Linked DNA regions of Homo sapiens: all the other regions are linked to region 2. Evidence: read pairs that join two places in POLR2A ChIA-PET (ENCODE). Cell type or tissue: CD4-positive, alpha-beta T cell. All regions are shown on one strand. Region 1 overlaps RORA (RAR related orphan receptor A). Region 2 overlaps RORA (RAR related orphan receptor A). Region 3 overlaps RORA (RAR related orphan receptor A).

The links. ChIA-PET counts read pairs that join two places held together with the same protein. Peaks named below come from ENCODE experiments on the same cell type or tissue, not always from the same donor. Only the 100,000 strongest peaks of a DNase experiment are listed, where the experiment ranks them.
Region 1: POLR2A ChIA-PET joins it to region 2 with 12 read pairs; 6 of 35 experiments call an interaction of 5 or more read pairs at or near these places.
Region 3: POLR2A ChIA-PET joins it to region 2 with 14 read pairs; 7 of 35 experiments call an interaction of 5 or more read pairs at or near these places.

Annotation. Positions count from the first base shown.
Region 1 is chr15:60,783,664-60,791,663 of GRCh38, forward strand. All of the region lies in intron 1 of RORA (RAR related orphan receptor A), which reads right to left. Among named protein-coding and RNA genes, the nearest start is that of RORA-AS4, 24 kb to the left of the region's middle. RefSeq lists enhancers at 4,528-5,028, 5,029-5,529. In CD4-positive, alpha-beta T cell, CTCF peaks have their summits at 4,233 and 4,435; DNase peaks (open chromatin) are centred at 4,288 and 4,918; H3K27ac peaks cover 1,492 bases.
Region 2 is chr15:60,716,827-60,724,826 of GRCh38, forward strand. The region is part of intron 1 of RORA (RAR related orphan receptor A); the gene reads right to left. Among named protein-coding and RNA genes, the nearest start is that of RORA-AS2, 39 kb to the left of the region's middle. RefSeq lists enhancers at 3,694-3,743, 3,784-3,833, 4,304-4,393, 4,424-4,533. In CD4-positive, alpha-beta T cell, no CTCF peak of the experiment used is centred here; DNase peaks (open chromatin) are centred at 3,485 and 4,145; H3K4me3 peaks cover 1,039 bases; H3K27ac peaks cover 4,117 bases.
Region 3 is chr15:60,646,474-60,654,473 of GRCh38, forward strand. The region is part of intron 2 of RORA (RAR related orphan receptor A); the gene reads right to left. It overlaps LOC105370846 (a long non-coding RNA gene), which reads left to right. Exons shown (of 5, transcript XR_007064663.1): 5 at 1,176-8,000. Among named protein-coding and RNA genes, the nearest start is that of RORA-AS2, 31 kb to the right of the region's middle. RefSeq lists an enhancer at 3,668-4,169 and a silencer at 5,474-5,563. In CD4-positive, alpha-beta T cell, no CTCF peak of the experiment used is centred here; a DNase peak (open chromatin) is centred at 3,608; H3K4me3 peaks cover 772 bases; H3K27ac peaks cover 935 bases.

The sequences.
Region 1 (8,000 bases), 67 kb after region 2:
CAGAGGACCTCTTCCATTTTCCCACATGGGATGACTTTGAAAGGTGCTAAAATGGGGCCCCACTCTCCTCATACTAGCCACATGAGCTCACATCCATTCAGGTCCTGGAAGTACCTCCAGTAAGGGCCTGAGAAAACTTTAAATGCCAGGGTTTCAGAACCTTTCAGATCAACAACCTGTCTGTTAGCCACCCTGAAATGAAGGAAACCCAGATCCATGTGGCTAATCATCTTTTCAAGACTGGCAAAGAAGAGAATTTGTACGCATGATAATAAACCATTCCCACAATTAGTTTAACACAATGATTTCTGGTCAAACCTAGGGGAGCCATCCCTCCTTTACATCAACGGCTTCCACATGCTGGTCAGTAAACAGTATGGGCAGGCCCATGCTTTGGTTCTCACTGGTCTGTATCTAACTGGGGAAAATAAGGATAACATAATAAGTTTCCACGAAGCTAAATATATTCAAAGGAGAGAATTATTCCTTACTCTAAGATAATGTCCTTTCTATTTTTTCAGTCCCCAAAGTCCACTTTTTAGGGGAAAGATGACAAAAAATAGATGGAGTTATTTTGTTGTTGTTGTTGTTCATGTTATTCCTTTGCAGTAAAATATAGGGACCCTGTATTGGCCTCCCCAAATGTTACTGAAATCATACTGCTTCATTAAGCACATTAACCTTGGATCTTCCATTCAATGGGGGAGATGGAGATTCTGGACATTCCAATTGGGTCACTCCAAACTGTGTGGCAAAAAGTTCTGGTCCTGCTGGCATTTCAAACTGTGCTGCACAACCATTATAGAGCTTTGATTCCATCACTGTGTCTGTCTGTCTACCCTACCTGGCTGTGAGCATCTTTGCCCAGGAACCACTGCCTGATTCACCCTTCTGTTTCTGGTGACTAGCCCAGCACTGAGTGTACTGTTGTTAGACTGAATCCATAGTTGGATGTACAATATGGGTGAAATGCAAAGAACAGCTGTAAAATTGAAGAGAAAGCTTTCAGTGTTGGTTCAGAAGACCTAATTAGCATCCTGGTTCTGCTATTTAACAGCTGTATGACTTGAGCAGTGACTCTCTCTCATACTAATTTCTTTTCTTTAAAGTAGAAAACCAACCTAACCTCTATAAAGTAGAAATGTCGCCTATGCCCTTCACCAGTATCCTAGCTGTGTCCTTGTGTGAAGGGTCATGTGAAAGTGCCTATACATACATGTTAATTTCATTCATTTCTCTCCATTTTATTCCCTGACCAGATGCTTCTCATATTTAGATGTCACCCCTGTCCCAGCCCTGGCGAGAGGAAATTACAAAGCAAAAAGCCAGATCCCCCAACCCAAGGATGTGGAAGTCCAGAGGCAGCTGTCAGCATGCTTCAATTAAAGACAAAATCAAATACAAGCAGCATCCGTTTGCATTTACTCACGATTATTGTGTTTGACAAGATAACCTGTACCCACTTGTACATTCATTACAGAGCTTCTGAAATGATTTTTCTTTGTCTGTGAACATAGGAATTTTTAATGAACAGTTTCAGTGTCTGGTTTCATGCACTCGAAAAGTAAACATCAGTGAGCATCTTTCTAACAGGCTTGATCCATGCCCTCAGATGGTCTACCAGGAGGCAGACTTGTGTGGGTTTGAAACTTTCTTCCTGAGGTCACTGATGGAAACAAAGAAGGAGAAACTTTCAGCATCCCCTTTCCAGTGATAAACATTTTAAATAAATGAATAGGTAAACAGAGAAGGGATCTCAATTTTAATTGCTAGTAAGTGAGGCATAAAAAGGAAAAGAGAGAGTTGTAACTGCCAGGACAATCTCATGCATTCTTTTGAACAGATTCATCTACAAATGAATGTGGCACAAGGAAATGTCAGGTGTTCTGCAAGCAGTAGCTCAGGAAGCTCAAGTCAGGTCTCTCGTCTGTCCCTCCAGCTAGCTACATCTCACATCATGCTTCCTCACGTTTCAGGGCTGCAGCCTCGGTAGCCTTCACCCAGTTCCTCAAATACATAATCCTTCCTCTATCCACAGGACCTTTGCATATCACACTCCCTTTGTCTGGTTCAGTCCTATTCATGTTTCCGATCATCGCTTCCTCGGGGAAGCATTCCTCCCCTCCATATTGAGGCTAAAGTATTTCCAGGGGACAAATCCTTCATTGCGTTTGTCACTGTTGTTGTTTTACATTGATTTGGTGGCAATCTGACAAGCTCTGTCTCCTGCAGAAGACTGTATGCTCCGCACAACAGGGCCTGTGTCTCTGTTCTCCATCTCATCTCTGGCACCTCACAAGGTTGGTACTCAGTATAACTATTTGTTAGGCACTAAATGAATGGAATGAATGGATCCCTGACAAATAACTTCACCAAAATCTTTTATTAAAGACTTGCCTTTGCAAGGAACCCTGTGGAATACGCCAAAAGACATGGTTCCAGGCCTCTGGGGGCTTCATCAGCTGTAGATGTCATGTTTATACATACACGACATCACTACGGTTGAGAGTTGGGCTGTATCAGTGTACAGGAGTGCTCTGGATAGGATGTTCTACCTTGGACAAGCCACTAAATACATCTGTCCCTCCATTTCCCCATTGATCAAATGGTGACAATATCAGTGTGCTCCTTGTTGAAAGGTCAGGGGATAAAACAAGATAACAGAAACAAAAATGCCTCAAAAAGATAAATATTACTAATACCTTTTACCTAAAAGTATCCACCTCCTTAACCAACTCTACAAAGAGTCTTGAGCCTCGCTAGAGAAACACGATGGAAGCTACTCTCTTTGTGAGATGCACCTTGCACAGCAGGAGTGGGCTGGGCCAAGTTGGGGGCACAGTCCAGGCAGGTGGGAAGACAGAGATGGGGCTACTCTAGAGAGCTAAAGGACACCAACCTTCTGCCACCAGGGCCAGCCAGGGTTGACAGTGGATCACGTGGCCTCCCTGAAATAGGGCTACTGAGCAGCTTCGTGATGCACAGAGACCCAGGGGAAAGGAGCAAAGGGCCAGATCCTGCTGCAAAACACACTGCCCATCTGCCCTGAGGTCTGTCATTCCTCCAGTGGTCCTTGGGCCCTGTCTTGCCTGGGACTGGCAAACAAACAGGAGGCCTCCTCCCTCCCTGATGCTCACCCGACTGGATCCACACCTCACTCAGCAACAGCTGTGCGAGTGCAGGTAAAGTCTTTCTGGAGTCTCAGCTCGTGATAGGCATTTAGCAACCTTCCCAGCGGAGGTGTGGAGCAGACGAATGATCACAGAGTGAGAACCATGGCTTTTCTCAGGGTCAGTGTCTCAGGAACCATGGGGTGGTGTGTGAGTGGAATCTTGTCAGTGTTTTGTGAAGATACCTAAGACTTTCAGTCTATAGCTCTGAGAATGTCATCCCATTTTACAAATGAGAAACAGAGAGGTTAATAAGCAAATCTACAGCAAGTCATTTAATGCTGCAAAGGTGTAGTCCATGGAAAGAGATCTAACAGGAAAACTCAAGAGAAATGCTGGGGAGCGCCATGGGGCCAACAGAACAGAAGGCCCTGTTACTGCTCAAGCAGCTGCCACCAAGCCTGCGAGCTCAAGGATGCTGGGCTGGCTGAGGGACAGATGTGGCAGGCATGCACGCGATTCAACAATGCAACAGTCCCTTTCTTGTTTGTTTGGAAAGGTTGTACCCGCCTCGAATGCTAGCAGCAATCACGAAGGAGCCACTAACTGTGGCATTTCTTCACAACATTTCCCCTGCAACTGCGGTCAAGGTGGAGGGATGGCCACAACCAGTCATCTTTTCTGAGTGTTCCTCTGCAAGGGGTGGAGTGGGGACAGCATACGTTAGTGGGCTAAGAATTTGCTTATCTAACAGAAATACAGCTTAACTAACCAAGGGATACATACAATTGTTCTTACAAATTCTGCAACCCATACTGAGCACTTATAAAGGCCAGGCCCTGTGAGAGATACTGAAAATGCAAAGCTGAATAAGGCACCTTGACTGCTTTCAAGGAGATCTTTCCTAATTGGCTAGGAGAGGATATAACCCAAAATTTACAGCTGCCTTTTGGCAAGCCTATCACTGCAATCTACAAGGTGCTATGAGAACTTCAGGGAAGGAGAAACTCTGTGGGAAGAGCCTAGGAAACCTTCCCCAAACAAGGCATTGAGGAAAGAGTGGAAGTTCATCAGGCATCAGAAAAACCATTCATTCATGTATTAACATTCAACAAATACTTAAGAAGTATTGATTGTGCTGGGCACCCTTGTGGCTGCTGGGGATACTGCAGTGGGTGAAACAGCCCAGTTCCTACCCTCATGGAGCTAAGTCTGGTGGCAGTGATAGGCACACAAATAGTGAATCACAAACTTGGAGAGGTCTATGAAGGAGAAGTACAAGGTGTCTGAAAAGTATCTATCTGGGGAGCTGATCATGTCTGAGAGGCAGAAGAAGCTTCGGTGGGGATGTGACATTTGAGCCGAGACAGGAAGGATGCTGAAAGCAGGGGTAGGCTGAAATTTCCGGGCTGAGTGAGCATCATGTGCATTCATCCACTCCACTGACATTTATGAAGAACATGTTGTTGCACCAGGGTCCCTGATGATGCACAAGACACATCTCTGACCTCAAGGAGCACACAGTCGAGTGGGGAGACAGATGATTGCAATAGAATGTGCTAAGTTCATGGCTGGTGGGGTGGGGAATGCTTTCCCATTAGAGGGAACAGTGTGTGCAAAGGCCAGGAACGCACAGCTCAAGACATTTTAGTGGGAAGTTAAGGGTTCCAAACTCCCCTCGATTGACTGCTATGTGACGTGTGCTTGACCTATCATCTTTCTTTTTCTTGCTTAAGAACGAAACTCCTTTCTCTACTAATCACGGTGTTGCTGCACCAAGAAGAAGCCGCCTCAGCAAATGCTGACGCATGCATTTTGCAGTGAGCTGGAAGTGCCTGGCCTAGCTTGGCCTGTGCCTCCCTCCTTTCCTCCCCAGGCAGGATCCACACAGTCATCAGCACCACGGGGCTGATTGCTTAAAGAAGGCACCCTCCCTGCCTCATTGCTCCAAGCTGGCCTCAGCCCAGGTACCTCAGCCACACCCACGGCCCATCCAAACCTGCTGTCTGAGGGTCAGAGCCCCCTTCCATGAGAAAGCCCCTGTCCCGCTTAATAACATTTTCTCTCTGCCTGTCTAATTAACTCCGTCACTGTATCTGCAGTCAGATAAAATGCTCATTTCACACCACATTAATTTTTATCAGCTGAACATTAAGCAACACAAAGCTATCTATGCTTGGTTTAATTTACATACTGACAGACCTACAAAGCGTTACCCACAGTGGCTGCGAAGCAAATAAGCAGAACTGGCATCAAACAAGGCTCTTCAAAATGAAATATTGATTTGCAAGGCTGACAGTAAAGAAGGGTTGGAGGGCTATGGGAGAAGAAGCAAGGAATAGAAGAGTGATTTTTCCTTGAAGAACAATTATTGATGTTGTCACCAGTAGGCCTCCCAAAGGCCAAACAGAGGAGCCAGCTGAGGCCAGGATCCCAAGGATCAGGTGTTCCCAAGGAACACAGCCCCACAGTCCATACTGCTCCCTGGAAAAGGACTCTCTTCATCCTGGCATCAGAGGCCATCCCAGCCCGAAGGAAAATGCCCTCAAACAGCAAAGTATTTTAATCACATACACAAACACTTAATATATCTTGCTTCTGTAACTTTGCTCAAGCTGTTTCTCTAGAAGAGTCTTCCTTCTATTCCATGGCCAAACTCAAGCACCACCTCTTCCAGGAAGACTTCCCTGGACACCCTGCTTCCTTACAAATGTGTTGCCAGAATTCCCAGCACTGGGTCTGCATTGCACCGACTATCCATACCGTTTCTTGATAATCTATATGTATGTTTCTTTATCCCACTTGTTGTGAGCTCTTTCAGGGACAGATCTAGGTTTGGGGCAGCTGAAGTTTAAGCAAGTTAGGGGATTTTCTTTAAGAAGAAAGAATTGTAAAATATCTAACTTTTGCAAATATTACAGAAACCTATAACCATGAAAATAAATTACTAGGGGCATTCTCAGGGCTTTAGGAGAGGCCGGTGCAAATGAAGGGTCCTGAAGTTTAAGTTTTATCAGCTTTGAAGTGGGTCTACTTCTGGTCTCTTGAGTGCAATTCCTTGCTTGTAACAAGCATTCAATAAATATAGGCAGCATGAATTAAATGAATAAAGAAAAAGGAACTACTTTGGGGTGCCCAGTCTGTGATAGGCACAGCCAAATAACTTTGGGAAGGATATTCTCCTCTAAGCAGCACAGCAGCCTATAGATGATACAACCGATAAGTGTTGAAGCCAGAATTGATTTCCAAGACTCACCTTCCTCCATCTGAGAACCTATGACCCAAGAGAAAAAGAAGCAATACCCCAAGTGAAAAGACAAGTGGCTCACACAGGTTAAGTCTTTAGACTTTAGAGGTCTTAGCACTCATAATTTCACCCAGACCAGTGGTTCTTCCACTTTTGTGAGCATCTAAATCACCTGACTCACTTATTCCATGGCAGATTCTCTGACCTGCAAACCAGAGAGTCGAATTTCTCATGTCTGTATAATTGGAGTGGAGCCTGAGAATTTGTATTTTAAATGTGTCCACTCACAATCTTGGTGCAGGTTTTCGAAGACTACACTTTGAGAAACCTTAACTCAACTACAAATGTTGATGTTGAAGGGAAGTGCACCAGGAGAATTAATTGGGTGAGCGCTGATGGAGAGGCTAGTGGAAAGCTGTATTTCCTTCAAGAAGCTGGGATGTGACTTTAACATGGTGTGGCACCATGGCCTCAGGAAGACTGGGGACTGACAGAGAATGGAAACTGCAAGTCTAGAACCTGATGAGTAAGAAGGCTGTATACATATTTTAAAGTGCCTAGGCAAGCCACCAGTTTGAGAACATTCCTCGTCTTTGTGTGACTTTCAACCTGCAGATGTTTTCAACTGAGTCCCCCATGAAGGAGAGGAGCTGAAGACCTTCTCCTACCACAGGGGCCAATGCTGGCTGAGTATTCTGCTTTGCTATGTTAAGAATTTCAAGAGGTAGCTCCTGGATATGTAATGCACAGCGCTCTTGTCCTGGTTATATATGGCTTCTCATGAAGAAAACTTCTGGCCTAGCTTCAATTTCACAATTATGCATGCTGGGGCTTGTAGGTACCAGATGGTTCCAGGGTTACCACAGGTATTTTCCTTTCAACACCATCATGGTAACGTTTTTCTCTTCAGAAATGTCTATGACCTTCAGAGGCCCTAGAAACGCCCCCCCATTGCCCCCCCAAAAAGCTTCAAAATCCAGGACTGTCTATTGTTTCATTGTCTTTTGCTTGTTTGGTGGTGTTTATTGGGAAGAAAATGCAATAGATGCTTTGGTATCAAAAAGTCTGGCTCTTTTAGAATCAAACGTACATAAAACTGATTGTAGAACGAGCCCAGGCTGATGTCATGGGCTCTGAGTTCAGGCCTGATTCAGTTACTACTTGGGCAAGTCACTTAACTTCCCTAGGTCATCTCATCTGTGATATAGACTTGATAATATTAGTTCTGCCTCCCAGAGCTGTGTTAACGGAGACAAAGTGTTTTGAAATATCTAAATATAAATGTAAGGGCTATTGGCTTTTGGTCATAATCTACTAACCCCTTACAGATAACAGTTAAGTTATCTACACACAATAATTTTTAAAAACCATTTTCAAGGCAATGGAATGCAGTCAAAAGTCCAACAGGAACTGGAAGGGAGTCTGTCCCCTGAAACATGAACCTTCACCAAGTAAAATTTATGAATTTGTGGGGTTTTGTCTGGGAGCACTCCCAAGTTAGCTTTCAGCTCTGGATAGCTTGAACTGTCAGAGAAATAAGTCAGAAAAGGAACAAGAACATAAGGGGAGAAATTCTGGAAAGGTGGGAACTGCAGAGGCAGCAAGCTGCAAAATCTATGTACAAAATCTGCCCAATCCTCGGC
Region 2 (8,000 bases):
ATGGTGCCCCAGGGAGGGCATGGAAGCTCCGTTCCCCTTCCCCCATACTTAACCCTAAACATCTCCTCATCTGTATCCTTTGCAATATCCTCTATAATAAACTGGTAAACATGTTTTCCTGAGTTCTTTAGACTACTTCAGCAAATTAATTGAACCCAAAGAGAGGGTGGTGGGACCCTCAACTTAAAGCTGGTTGGCCAGACGTTCTGGAGGCCTGGACTTGCAACTCGTGTCTGAAAGCATGGGGGGCAGTTGTGGGAACTGAGCCTTCAACCTGTGGGATCTGACAATATCTCCAGGTAAACAGTGTTAGAATTGAATGGAAGGGTACCCAGATGGTGTCTGTTACTTGGTGTGTGGGAAAAACTCCCACGCATGTGGTCACAGAAGTCTTCTGTGTTGATTATTGTTGTGGTGGTATGTATGCAGAGGGAAAACTCAGTTTCTGAGAATTTTTCCCAAAGTGGAAATCCACCCCTGAGCTTGTTATGGTAGATAAATGAGAGAATGTACAGCACCCAGAACAGTGCCTTGTACGCAACCATTCAACAAACAGCAGCACCCTCTTCTCTTTCTTTTCAAGTATCATGCCCCAAGTCAGTTCTTCATCCATGGTCCCAGCAGGAAAGACTTGAGGGCATAGCTTGTAATACCTATAGCATGTAATAAAAGTCCTATGGCACTGGCAGTTAGAAGGCAAGGTACAATCTTCCTTTCTTGGCAGTAAGTTATAAAACCTTTATCATGTTTTTTTGTCTTCTGTCATCACTCCTAAATTGGTATATTTGGCATTGTCATTAATTAACTAACACATTTTACTGAGCCCCTATTATGTGCCAGACAATAAATAAAAAATACAGATGAAATCTCCAAATGCAACCAGCTCCCAGATTAGCTAGAGTTTAGGTAGAAAAACTCTGGATAATTGATTAATAAGGTCACATCTTCTTCTTTCTTTTTTCTTTTTCTCTTTTTTTTTTTTTTTTTTTTTGAGACATTGTCTTGTTCTGTCACCCAGGCTGGAATGCAAAGATGTGAACTCTGCTCACTGCAACCTCCACCCTCAGGGTTCAAGCGATTGTCCTGCCTCAGCCTCCTGAGTAGCTGGAATTACAGGCATGCAGCACCATGCCAGCTAATTTTTGTATTTTTAGTAGAGACAGGGTTTCACCATGTTGGCCAGGCTAGTCTCGAACTCCCGACCTCAAGTGATCCACCCACCTTGGCCTCGCACTGGGATTACAGGCACATTGCATTTTCATTCTAAGATTTGGTGTTCTACGGATAGGACCTTCGTAACAGCAAAGTTATGTCACTATGGTACAGTTGGCATAATAAAATTAGTTCAACATATAGGCAAAAGAAATGATGGTCTGGACATCACTGGGCAGAGTTTTTATTCTTCTAAGTTCATCAGTTACTGGTAGAAGGATCGTGCTAGAATGCTCAAGTTTCCCATCTCATCCCTGATGCTGCATTCAGAAGCAAACACCACACCTGCCAACATTCTAAAGGTGGTTTTCTTGTTGGGGAATTCAAAGTGAAGGTGACAGCAGAGAGTTAAAGACATTCACTTAGAAAATGGTCACTCCTCACTTTTAAAAATGAGTCCGGTAAATGAAAAAACGTTAGATTTACAAATTGAATAGAAAAAACACTCTATAAGAAGGTTTTCTGGCTAAATGAATGAAAGGTATCCGTCTGTGGTTTAATCACATTCGATTGAATAACGGTTGTTAGCTAAATTTGACTTTCCTGTCAAAATTGTCACCATGTTGCAAACTGACTTTAAAAGACTAACTAGAGCCAGAGTGGAGTAGTGAGAAATTAATACACAAAGCTCGGGTAACAAGGAATTCATCTAACCATCCATGTCTTGACCTCTTTCTAACCCAAAGTACAAAACTTGGCAGGAAGCAGATGAGGAAGTCATTAATATGTGGAAAAGGATCTCTCAAAGGCACATCAAGACCCTGTGCCTTTCACTGATGAAAATCAAAAGGAATTGTACAAATATTTACCACAAGAAAATAATTCTAAAAGGTGAAGGATTTCCACAATTGACACAGAGCTCTGTATTACTACCTAGGCAAAGTTTCTGGTTAGTACAGGCTCCCGTGCCGTTCTGAAAGTGAGGTGTAGAGGTCAGAGTTCAAGGACTGGCCTTGAGCTCTTTAAAAAGATAATCAATCAGCTTTGTGTGTGTGTGTGGGGGGGGTGTGTGTGTGTGTGGCATTTCTAGTTAAAGATGCAAAAGGCCTGATGAAAACTGTTTGGGTCTTTACTTGATCAAATCAACTGTAAATTTGAATATGGACTCAATATTATATAACATTAAAGAATTATTAATTTTCTTTTGGTTTGATCATGGCATTATAGTTATATAAACATATTTAAAAATATATACAGTGAAGTATTTAGTGTTGAGATGACATGATGTCTGAGATTTTCATTAAAATACTTCGGCAAAATAAAAAAATGTGTGTGTGTGTGTTAGCAGGAGGGGTAAGTGAAACAACGATGGTAAAATGTTGATGGTCATTGAAGCTGAATGATGGGTTCACTGGAGCACTGCACTTTCTCTCAACTTGAGTATTTTTGGAAATTTTCACAATAAAAGATTAAAAATCCAAAACCACAAAATATAGGGTTTCTTAAAAAGCACTAAAAATAGTTTACACAACAATACTGACTCTTGCCGTGAAATGCAGAGAATAGGTGCAAAAACCCGAGAGCAGTAATTAATGGCCAATCTTATGTGCATTCCTTTAAGCACAAGCAGCTGTCATAAACATCTTAATTTAAAGAGTTGGGGTTTGGGGAATCATGGCACTGCAAAAAGCTACGTCCTGCTGCTGCTCCACAGAACTGGTACATATCAGACCCTTAAATTTTTAAACACAGCTTTCATGTTTTTGAGAGCTGAAAAACCTTTGAAAAGTCAGCTTGTTAGGAAATTCACCTTGCAGACTCCTACTTCAAGGGTTGGTGGAGGTGCTTGGGTACCGGAAAAATTGATTTTGGGATGGGGGTGGAGGTTCACAGGTAAACATGTTGTGTGCTTCAGAAGAAGCTAGCTTGCTCTAAATATACGGGGCGTAGCTACATTGCAGTGTTGCCTTTCAGCAATGCAAAATATACCACCTGGCTAGAGAGGTATTTCAAGTCTACAAAGCCCCACCTCCCAGCCTTTATTGTTCCTTTTCCAGTCTTTGTCATAAAATAGAAAGAGGCGGCATTTTGAAGACGGAAGAAGCACTAAACAGGAAGCAGGAGCCTAAAATCGAGTTTCTCATACTGCTGTGTGTTACTGTAAACACTAGGCCATGACCTGCCCTAGGTGCTTCTTCTGTGACATAGGATCAGCATCTCACACCCATGAAGGTCTCTTGAGTCCCTTAAGGCCTAACACACCTGAATACATGGGCTGTGATACGGGAGCTAGCCTGATGCCTCCATTCACCCCACAAGATGTAGTCCTCGCCCTGACGGCAAGACGGCATGCGAGAGTCCTATTTGGGTTGTAAAGTTTAATGCGAGCAGAAAGAGGCAGACGATAGCTAACATAATCTAAGTTAACCATTGAAAAACCCAGACTGTCCAATAAAAATACTGGAACGAACCCAGTCACCTTTTATCAAGGGTACATTTAACCATCCTCATTGGTGGCTACTTCCATTCATGGTCACGCCCTTCCCTCTTGCCTCAGGAACTCAGTATTTGTGTGTAAATAAGGACGTGTTGTGGTATTCTGGGTGCTGATGGTTCCCCAGGAACTTAGGGACACCTGTGTGCAGGGCTGCACTTGACAAGAAACAAAGTTGCCGGCAGCACAGGACAAGGCCTCCTATTAATTTCTCGAATCGATCCTGGCAGTGATTATCTGGTCCAGGAAAGAACAGGTCTTTGTTCATAGCACCAGATTTGAATTTTTTAAAACAACACTCTCTATTGCCCGTAAGAATGACTAATAACGGGCGGCTGTAATTTCCCAGAGTTTGTGGGTATGACTTCTTCAGCTTTCCTTGCATTTGAATTTGCCATATTTCGACTGGGGGCTTCCTAGGGCTTTCAAGCACAATGTAACCAAAACCCCCAGCCAGCTCTCGGTTCAGCCTGGAGAACTTTGTGGTACTCTCGAACTTACTACTTCCTGCCCCCACACCTGAGAGTCTCCCCGCACACTGTTTTCCCTGCATCATCCACCATCAATCAAACAAACAGAGAAACACAGAAACCTCAGTTCTCAAGTGCAATCAATACAACCTCCTTTCCTGGGGTAACGATGCCTTCGTTTTAAAGGTCATGGAATGAGTCAGGGGCAGAAGAGAGAAACAGAGGCCGTGGGTTCTTTGACTAAACATCTCGCAGAGAGATCGGTGGATCCACAAAAATGACCTCATTAAGCTGCACCAATTGCCGGGCGGGGAGAGCAGTCCAAATTAACAAAAAATCAGAGTGATCAGAAAACAGTTTTGTTATTTTACACATGGTCTCAAGAGCTAGACAAATAAATTTGCCTAGTGTATGTTCTAAGTCACAAATAGATAAGAGGAAATTGAAACCACAATAGCCAAGCACCTCCCTGAGGAGACCAAGGCTGGGCTTCCATTACAATAATATTCTTATTTATGTTTTCTCATGCACATTATTTAAGTATATATTTATTTACTCATACAGACCAGATTTGTTGAGTACTGCTATGTGGAATTCACAGTATGAAGTGCCGTGGGGCAGGCAGACCTGGGTACCCTCAAAGAACTTGGTAAATAGCTATTTCTTAACTGCTAGTAAACAAGTTTCTCTTCTAGTAAGAAAAAATAATGGCTGGAAAACTTATTTACACCTTCAATACACAAGGCTATTTTGCACAAACCAGATATAGGAAACATTTATATATGGAGCTTTTCTAAAACAGATAAAATCAGGGCTCAGTCTTCTTTATGAAAACAAAAAGTAAAACACTTTGCAATTTGAGCAAAGATTATTTCTGCAGAGGGTCATCTCTAGTAAGAGGTGCCTGCTCCTCAGACCAAGTCTGTCTCTTTCAGGGCCATTCCTTACTGGATGGTGACTCATTTTACTCAAGGACTCGCCCTAGACGGCGTGCAACCAACCCTTTAGAAACACATCAATTGTTTAAACAAACTATGCCTGTATTCATTTGCTTAGCAAATCATTTTGTCACAGATTTAGCCCAGCCAGAGTCTAAATGATCACAATTACTGAAACTATACCAATACCTTTTCTACTGAAAACCTATCAAAGAAATAACATCAGTTCACATTATCATTATTGATTCCTGCCCTTTTCTCCCTTAACTCCATTCTCTTCCCTTTCAGTTTGTTATTTATTTTCTTATGTTCTGAATTTCAAGAAGACTTCCATGTGTTGTCAACATATGGTACATCATTCACATAAGTACATAAAATTCTCTATATGTCATTAAAGAACTGAGCTTGTGTTCCAGTGAGTGAAACTGAAGAGGAAATAAAATCACAAAGATAACCCCACAAATTAAGGTGCAGCTAAAATAGCAGCACCCTTCCCCCATCACTCACTGCACTATTTCTTAGAACTTTTATCTTTACATATGTACAAATAAACAGAGTGTTTCTGTTCTGCCTTATTTGTGTAGAGGACTTACGTGCAGCTCTCTGACCTTCCTCTGGCTCTGATTAGCCCCTGAGGGACGTGGATCACCCACATGCAACAGGCTGCTGACACCAGCAGAAAGCTGTCTTTCAGAACAATCAAGAGTCCCACCTAAGGACATCATGTCCACCTGCTCTTCTCTGGTTCAGCTGACTTCCCTGGACTTGCTTTCTTGTTGCCCTGATCTGTGCTCCGTGCCAGATCTCACAAACAAGGCTGGACTCTGCTTATTCCTGGCCAGTCTTGTCCTGTAGTCATCCAAGAAAAATACTGGAAAGGAGGACCACAACCTTGGCCAGTGGAGACCCTGTCATTCTGATGAACATTTCTAACACAAGATGTGAAGACCCTCCTTCCCATTTCTCATCCTTCCCTCTCCACGTCTCACAAACACCAAGTCTATTTCCCAGAGAAGTGGTCAGGGTGCAGTGAGTCAGGCAGCCAAAGTAATCCTGCAGGTGAGCATGTTGCCACTGACCCTTGAGTTTAACTTCTTACCAGATCTCTGCAAAGATAGAAAAAAACTAGCTTGCAAGAAACCCCAGCTCTCTGGATGATCTGTCCTTAGGCTGCTGAGATTTTCAAGGGTGTGCAGACAGTTGAACTTCACTTATTTTCAATAATTATAAAAATACATAAGAATTTTATGTATTATTTAAATGATACATAGGGACTCCTTATCCAAGAAAGATATTGTCAAAACTAGATTTTATAAAAAGGCTAACCATTATACATAAATAAATGGCTTAACATATAAAGTTTTATTTTAGCAATAGCAGCTACCCTTAGTTTCGATGCGCATATAGGTTGAAAAAGGTTTGCTGAAAGAGAAAAATAGACTGTTTATCATCTCAAAACTGGTTGAGATTGACAAATGTGATCCTATCAAAACCATTCCCCCCCCCACTCACATAAAATGGCCATGTTCTTTGAAAATTTGTGGAAAATTACTTTTTTTTTTGAAAATTATTCCCCTCAGGGCACATAAGGCGCAGGGAAAAAGCAAAGGAGAAACTAAGTTAAACTAGTTGAGTACTTTCTCAGTGTAATGATTTGAAACATCAAATCCCCCTAAATAAAATAAACAATAGATTATCTGCAAATAATCCTCCCTGGAGGTTTTCACACTAAAACAAATATGGAATAAACTCATGAGACTTTATCAGAGTCACAGTTAGGACTCTAGCCAGGAGTACACACAACTCCATCCATCCATCCTGCCATCCACACATCCATTTATTCATCTATTCAAATAACAAATCAAGAAGTATTTATTGAGTGCTTACTACATGCAAGATCTTGCTCTTGGGGCTTGGAGGCTACAAGAAGGACCAAGGCAAGCTCTCAATCCACAAGGAGGGTGAGAGAAAGGAAAAAGTTTGGAGTATGTGCAGTTGTGTAGAGGTTTCTTCAGTGCACCAGAGACAAGATGGATCTGTGTGGCACGGTCAACACTGTAGCCCTTGACCTTATCTTAGAGAAACTAAGTGCTTGAGGTAAAGATGTTAATTCCCTTAAGGCTTAGCAAATGTACCAAATCTGATAGTGTGCAATCTGTATACTGACTTTACCTCTGGCTTCATGTTATGATTCCTACCTTTGTTTTCTTTCCACCCGGATTTATTCATGAATTTTTATCTTGGATACTCTATGTGGTATTATAAGCCACCTCAAATCCTCTTGGGAAATAAAGGGGTCTAAATTCTTAAAGGATAAATACAATTACCCTGCTAGATCACTAACAATGATAACAAGGATGGTAATTCTTATTATCACAGGTAACTTTCATTGAGGGCTCCTATGTGTTGAGTACTGTTCCAAGCACTTTACATGTATTTTCTTGTTTATTCTTTATAATAATCTTTTGAGATTGTTACAATTATTATCCCTATCATAGTAAAGGAAAACGAAGCACAGAGAGCTTATGTAATATGCTAGTATGTGGTAGAACCAAGATTTGAACCCATACACTTTGAATGTGGAGCGGCTCCTTGTGTTTTATCCAGGTGTTCGGGCTCTCCAGGTCTCCTGATGGGACAGAAGCCCATTGCTTCCTGCTCGGACTCAGTAGCTTTCCCTATTGTTTGACTTTAGGACTCCGATGCTGTGTCCTACCTAGTCTTAGGGAACTTCTTGAATATTGGCCCCATCTTCTCTGATGCTGTGGCCGGTTTAATAGGAGCTCCCATATCTGAGTACTGTGTCTCTGGAGGGCGAGCTCCTTAAGAAAAGAGTGGGTCTTGCTCACTTTCTAATTTTGAGTACCTGGAGGCATACATGAGCCATAGCAGGTGTTTAAGAAAGGCTGGTGTGGGTTGACTGAATGAATGAGGGTCCCACCACTT
Region 3 (8,000 bases), 70 kb before region 2:
CCATTGCCTAGTGAGACATGTGTCACTTTTGCTGAATAAAACCCGGGTATGTGAACAATAAAGAGAAACTTAAAAGTGAATGCACTGCTTCAGAAAGACCAGACTTCCAAGCCCCCGAATGGTGGCACCACTGTCCCCCAATACTTTTGTTACTACTTGCCATTTGTTTTGCCCCTTGTTCCTATTTTGAATAAGAACCCATTGCTCTCCAGAAGTAAAAGCAATGTGACCATTTGTTTATTTACTCCCTGCACCAAGACCCAGGGTGATGAGGCTGGATTGCACATGGGGCGTGGGCATCAGAAACTGGAAAGTCTCACCCTGCCCAGCCTGTCTGGCTCGTATGCTTGGGCAAGTCACATAGCTCCTGTGGGACTCCGTTTCCTCACCCAGTGATAATGACCGGCTTCACAGGGTGGCTGCGGAGCTTAATTAAGGATTGAGAAGGAGGCAGAAAATACAAAGTGCAGCATACACGCAAATTTCCCATATTTATTTTTGGGCTCAGTAACCTGTTGGTAGGAGGTGTTTATGACCTGGAAGAGGAGTCTAGCAAGAGATGTAACTAGCTATTCTCATTCCAAAATGGTTCACTTGGTATTGACTGGGAAATGGGCCATGTCATTCTTGCTTTTGTTCGAGTACATTCTGTGGCCCTTCCTGCTAACTTTCTGGGTATAGCTTGCCAACTCTAGGCCTCAGTTTTCTTGTATAAGGACTTTATCTATCTTTCCTTTATGCTCAGATATGCTGTGATGGCTTAAGCTTTTTCCTTAGTGCTTATACCCTTAAGCCGCACTCAGATAGAAGACAGAGGGAAGGCATACACGTTTGTGAGTGACCCCATGGGGTAGTTCCCTGAGCCAGAAAAGACAGAGACTTATGAAGCCCTGCATAGGTGACACCCGAAATCTGCCTGGCTTTGCGGATCCTGGCCTTTCTTCTAAGTGCTTGGAAGACCTTGGCAGATTCAGCCAGCGTTTTGATCACTGCCAGAGCCTGCAGCTTTGTTGCTAATTGTTTGCTGAATGAATTGAGCAAAAGCACAACTGGTCCCAAGGCAGGAGTGAGGAGGTGAGGGAAAGACAGAAAAACAAACCAGAAGAGAGGACTGGGTGACTGCCTTGGAAAATCTTATTATTACTAGTACATTTTTTTGTCTTTTAATCACAAAGGCTGTCTCTGCACTAGGACTAAAGAACCAGAACTGTTCAGAAAGAGAGAAGAGCCCAGCACCTTATACTCAGGAGATACTGAAAAACATCATATAAGGTGTTTACTGTTGAGAGAAAAGTACACATCAGAGGATGCCCATTATTGATATAGAGCCTTCTCTGTATCTGGATGAACGTGACCAGGAAGCCACCCTCAGCCTGCTGCAGCTGTTTTCAGAATCTGTGGGATCACACCCCAGAGGCAGTTGGGTCAGCCGCAGGCATCAGGTGAGGAGGAGGAAGAGTGAGACAGCTATTACAGGCTGCCGGACCAGGTGGCTGTGAAGAGGTGTGGGGACACCAAGGCTTATATAAGGAGGATGGAGAACACAGGCCAAAGGGGAGGCTGTAATGCTGACTTCGATTGGCTAACTTAATATAAGGCAGACTGAGGGAGGAGGAGGAGGGCAGGAGAGAACACGCTTTAGAAAGCATGACGGTGTCTCATTCTGTTTGCAAGTGAGCACGTAGGTGCCTTCCAAATATGATCCTGAAGAAGGTGCAGATAAATGAAAAATTGGATATACAATAAACCACATACCTCTTTATGTTTATATATGAACATATTAAAGAAGGTTGGCTTTAGTAGAGTATGATGCATATTCTAATTATATCAATATTGGATGCATTGTTAGTACCATTTCTCAACTTCATTTAAAAATCACTTTCAGAAAATACAAAAAATAATTCTGAAGATTTTAACCTTAGGTGCCCGTAGATCATTTTCTTAGGAAACTGCAGCTTTTAGAAATGCTGGACATACTTTATCCAAAGCGTTATAACTGGTCTTCCACAAGCCTAGGATAAAGTTTTCCACAGAAACACTACTACAGAAAAATGCCACATGCCATGGATTAAACACTGAAACCAGCTAATCACAACACATGAGAGCAAATGTAGCATGTTCAGAGAAGTACAAATATGTTGAAACATGTCTGTCATGAAATCTGATCTTAACAATCCTCTGAAGACTAGCCTTTTTGCAAAGAGAACTTATGACTAATATACCTCACGGAGGGGGTCTCAGTTTCTAATAGAGTTAATTTTATCTGCTTTGATGATGGAAACGAAAGACACCCTGGAAACATCCTCTTAATTCTAAGCACCATCCACTCTTTTTGAGGGGGGAGAGGGAAGCTTTCAGTAATTCCCAGTGTGTCTTATACTGAATATATAGAAGATGGTAAAGCAGGGCCAGGTAATTCCAACACTTAAACTGCTACTTAACCATCCACATATTAAAGGAGTTTACATGGATTGTCAGCTATGAAAGAGGTTTCTCAATCTATATCCCACTCCACAGTCAACTCTCCTCACAGGTGCTCTTGGCTGTGGGGCACTCATAATCTCAGAAGCCGATAAGGCTGCCAAGTTCAAGTTGCCGTGACTCTGAACACAGTATAATATTCCCATTCCAAGCCATAGCCCGTCACTTTTGTGGCTGTTCAGATGAGGGCCCTTCTTGGTACCACTCTGACTCACATACACTGGCTGAAGTCATGTAGCAGGTGAAGGACTTAAGTGTCACTAAGTTGGTTTCCAGTTGCTTCCAGGAAAAAAAAAAAAAATCCCCGGCATATAAGATTCTTGCTCCTGACACCTGGCACTTTCTCCTTGTGTTCATGGCTGCAGACAGAAGATCTGGCCATTACTGTTTTGGCTTCAAGTGCTGCCTCCCACACACATATTGAGGGGCTCTGCAACAAACAGAAACCTAGGGACACTGACATTTTGGAGGCAGGGTGTAGAAAAAAACACTGTATGTGTATCTGAAAACTCTGCCATGCATGTCAGCCCTGACACGCCACTTCCTAGCTCTTCTAACGTCAGAACATTCTGTGTTAGGAGTTGCTAATCAGTCCAATATCATATGTAGTTTAACGGTGTTGAAACACATTTGCCAGAAAGGAGGCCAAAAGGAAGGGCCCCTCTACTGCTATCTTCTGCAAAAGATCTGATCACTTGTGACTGCAGCCCCTCACTTTGCCCCCAGGTGTTTTCTCCCTGTGTTGTTCTTGGGCGTGTTTAATTTGGATTGAGCATCCATGGAGCTGTGTAAACATTGAGGTCCCATGAATATTGCAATATTAAACAGCAGTGGTAATTACCAATAGACCCCTCAAAAAGCAATCGAATAGCAAACTCACCTTAACTTGGCCTTTGTATCTCTGGCAACGGAAAGCTCAAAATGCAGTTCTGTCATTTTTGCACAGTCATTTACCTTGACACCCTCCCTCTGCCGTGGAATCAAATCTCCATGTATAAAAATAAACCTAGAAACTTTCTGTTCACACGTTTTGAGGTATGTGCACCAAATGACACACTTTGGGAGGTAAGCACGAGTCATGGTAACTGACCACATCCTTTATCTTTTCATCCTAAGACTTAGCAGAACTTTATCTTTACAATAAAATGGCCTTTAGAAGTGGGTATCACCAACTTCAGAATGTGAACATCGTTACTGAGAAAAAGCATTTTCCTTTTAAACAGAAACCAACAGCCATGCATTAAAAGGCCTGAGGAAAAAAAAAAAAGTGGAGCTACCACAAAACAAACAAATATTCAGCTTGGTTTCAGGAAGCTTAGAGAGGATCAAACAAGGCTTTCTCTATTGAAGTTGTTCGAGAACATTTATGGTTATTTCAGCTTCAGTTTCTATTTACGCTGCTGGCTTTTATGCCTCGACCTCAGGAGGGCATTCCAACTTCAGGTTAACTCACAAGTAGCTTCAGAAAAGTTGGCCTGAAAATCCCACCCCCAGAGTGGGGGAGGGGAAAGCACGATGGTTCACATTGGTTTCCAAACACCTTTCAAACCACTGCTTTGGCCTTGAGTCGAGGATATCTCAAAAATTGGGGAGAGAAATTCCACGGAGAGAGGGTGAGAAAGGTTTCTCATGGTGTGAACATTCATATAGGGAGACTGTCTCTTCCTGCGGGATGAAACCAGGAGAAGAGAGCACCAATTTGCGGAGCCCTCGTGAAGGTTTCCACTCAGGAGTTTGCAATTTTCTGTTGGTCCCTAGGGAGGAAGATTTAGTACATGGTTGAATTTCCAAGCAAATTAACTTCCAGAATAAAGGAGGAACTATGCCAACCCTTTGCAAACAATATTTTTGTTTTATAAATCTATTTAGTTTTCAATTCTTCGTGCCATTTATCCTCATAACCATGTTTTGGTTGGTATTTTTAATCCCCTTTTGATGGATTAGGAAATTGAGGTTTAGAGATTAAGAAACAAGCCCAAAGTTATACAATAAATACATAGAAAAGCTAAGATTCAAACCCGGGTCCTTTTGCCTCTAATGTCCGAGTCCCTTCCAATACGCCACACAGCCCCTGACCACTCCCTTCCGTTAACAATGCATATTGTCAGCGGTGGAAAGAGGAAGAAACTTTTGGAGTAGAATACTGAACAGTTTTGATTAGGGAGCGGATGTGAGGCAGAGGAAATATTATCACTTTGGTGGTTGTTACTATGTCCCCATCCTTTCATGGAAACATATGGAAGTTTTCTCTTAAACGTACATGTCAGAACTTGCCGGTGAAATTTAAGTGACACCCTGCATATGGTGCAAGTTCATCTCCGAGAAGCAAGAGATGAAAAAGCCGCTGTTTCCAGATGTATCAAATCTCATATAAATACCACACGTTGCTTGCCTCTGGAGAAGGTCTCAGTAAGGTTTGTCCAGATTTCAACATAGAGTATTCCTATTTACATATGTCCCGCTGCATACATACTTAGCTATGTCAATATCCACTTGGCATACTCTGGAGCTTAGAAAAAGTTTCCTGCCGAAGCTGAACAGCTTCCCTTGATTGCTCCTTTGCAAACCTTCATGGTTTTTTCATTGTAACAGATTTTTGATTACACAAAACATGCCACTATTCTATGGAACAAAATCAAGCTACATCCCTTTACCCAACCGCCCTTCCCCCATAACATCAATACCAAAAAGGCTTCCACTCCAGGGGGCTTCTGGGAGCATTCCCACAAACCACACAGCTTTCTGCACCCTCCTTCAGCCCCAGTCTTTTTAAAAGTTAGTACAACATGTCCATAAAGGCCACTCTCCCTTGCAGAGTTTTGAACAGCCACTTTAGCCACCTAAATCTGAGAGAGATAAATTTACAATCCACTTTAGGTTTATGTGGGGAACCATAAATATCAGGCTTGAGCCCTGAGGGCTAGAATTTCATGGGCCGTTAAGCATGTCACCAGGTGGAAAGCTGTCAATAGCTGGATGTGAGCTACACTGAGATAACCACAGGGGCCTGGCTTAAGAAAGTGTAGCCCTGATCAAAGAGGGGTGTCCTTTTACCTTGTTCCATCACTCCACTCACCAATTCTCCCTTCCCGCCTCTGATCTCAACCTCTCCTTCACTTCCTGTTAGGTGTCCTCTGTGCTAGGTAGCAGACTGCCTTTTTTTTTTTTTCCTCTAGAGTGAAAGGTTGGGTGACATATGGAAAGAACAAGAGACGTGCAGTTCTGGCAGACCTTGATTTAAATCCTCGCCCTGCTATTTAGTAGCTATGTAATAATGCACAAGTTACTTAACCCAACTTAGCTCATTTTTCCAACTGTGAAATTATTAAAGATAATTAAAAGCATAAGAAAGGCATAAGTAGGGCCAATGGGTAGAGACTGTAAAAAAACAGATTGCCTACTTAGTAGACAGAAGAACTTTCTAAAAGCCAGATTGGCTCGAAAATAGAATGGGCTGCCTTGAAAAGAAATGAAGAAGTGAATATTCTCTGTGACAGGTTTTGCGCATAAGCCGGATGCAGGGTGGTAGATCCCGAGAATAGACAGGAGTTTAGACTGGCCACTGCAAAGGATTTCTAATCTTGAAATTCCATGGTTCTATGATTTGCATATGTGTCCTTCCAGAAAAGCTAAGATAAATCTTCTCAAATCCCCTATGCGGAAGAAAAGTAAATTGGCATCATATTTTTTCATTTTCATTTTCCTTCTAGAAAACTAATCCCTTCCATGTTTTCCCCCTTCCCTCAATTAGTTGGTAGAGAATCCCATTTCCATCAAGTGCACAGAACACATTTAACCATTTTGAAACACTTAACATTTAACACAAACCACATGGCCGTAAGTTTTAATTAGTTCCCGCTATACAAATAGGTCCATTTTTAGAAAAATCAAAATGCTCAATGCTGGTGCTTGCTCTCTTCCTCTCCATTGTTTCTCTGTTTGACTAGCTCAGTGGCACTTTCCCATCCTGCCCTCTTGCTGTCTGAGCCCATGGCACCTGCCAATAAAAGTGATGACAGGCTTTGATGCTCACACAGGTTTGCAACAACAGAGTTCACTTCATAATCACCAGACTTCAGCCCGTAAGCGTGATCTGAGTGACACTGGATTTTTTACCTGAGATGTTACGCTGTGGGCTTTCGTTTCTACAGGTTATGAACCACTTTGAAAGTGATTTTTTTAGCTTGCTAGGGGGAATGACCTATGAGCCTGCAGACAAATCTCAACTGATTGGGCAAAGCCCAAACCCTTATTAGAGTGCTTGAGTTTGCTGGGAAAACTGGCTGCCACATATGAGCCACAGATACAAGGTCGTCCTTTGGCATAATGTGTACAGGTGCATGCGTGTGTGTGTGTGTGTGTGTGTGTGTGTGTGCGTATTTGAACATGTTCAGGTCATGAAGCAAATCAGAAGTACAAACCAGTGTCTTCTGTTTGGCCAAAGTGAATATCAAGGGAAACCACAGAAGACAAAGTGCACTCGTACAACAAGGAGTGATGGGAGGGCTAAGCCTAGGGCTCCCGTCCTCACCCTCATCACAAAGTGACTGCTATGAATGACTGCATGTTGATTGGCCAGGCATGGAGGAAGCACATACTTATACCAACATGTTATTTATTCGGCCAGATATTATTATCTTACTTTTACGGATAAGACTCAAAAAGATTAAATAACCTGCCCACAGCCACATTACTTGTAGGTGGTTGTGATGGAAGTTGAGCCCATGGTAATGGACTTTTCATGGCACTGTCTACTTTCAGAGGCTTTCTCAGCTCAGAGTCCGACTGTGTCTGCCTCTCAAGCCCTGTTTCAGCCACCTTGTCTCATTTTTTTTTTACTCTGATATCATATTTCCTACAAATAGTGGCCAAATTCTTCCTTCTCCATGTTGGCTGTCTTATTTGCCTAATGTTATGATTTGTGTTTCAGATACCCTAGGGTATCATGTTTTTCATCTTTTGAGTGTCCAAAACTACAAACAGCTTTAGGGTCAATTAAAATCTCAACAGGAGCAAGGATTCTATCAGGAGACCCTGACCTTTGCAGCCAACACTTTACATGAAGAAGCAGCTTCTCTTCTTCTCCCGTGAAGGCCGCCTCTTTAGATAGCTGGGATTTAGCATGCCTGTCATTTTAGTCAAAGGAGCTGCTGAATAAAGACTTGTTGACCAAAGCTTCTCACCGGCTAAGGACAGAGAAGTCTTATTTCTTCTCTTTGCAAATGAAGATTCCAATCTTCTCATCCTGAGACAGGGGTAATGCAACTGTTTTGATTTGTACCCTAAAATGTTCCATGGTACACTGAACTGTTTTCAAGGTAGAGTTTTAGAAGAGGCCGATTTATTTTTGACCTTGACACAATTTGAATTTAACAAACATTTTTCCCATATTTCACTTTACACATTTGTTTGCACTGAAACTGCATGACTAGAATAAAGCATTCAAAACAAAGCAGGCAAGCAAGCAAGCAAACAGAAACCCATCCCACTTCTCCCTTGCTATGCAACTAGGCAAGTAG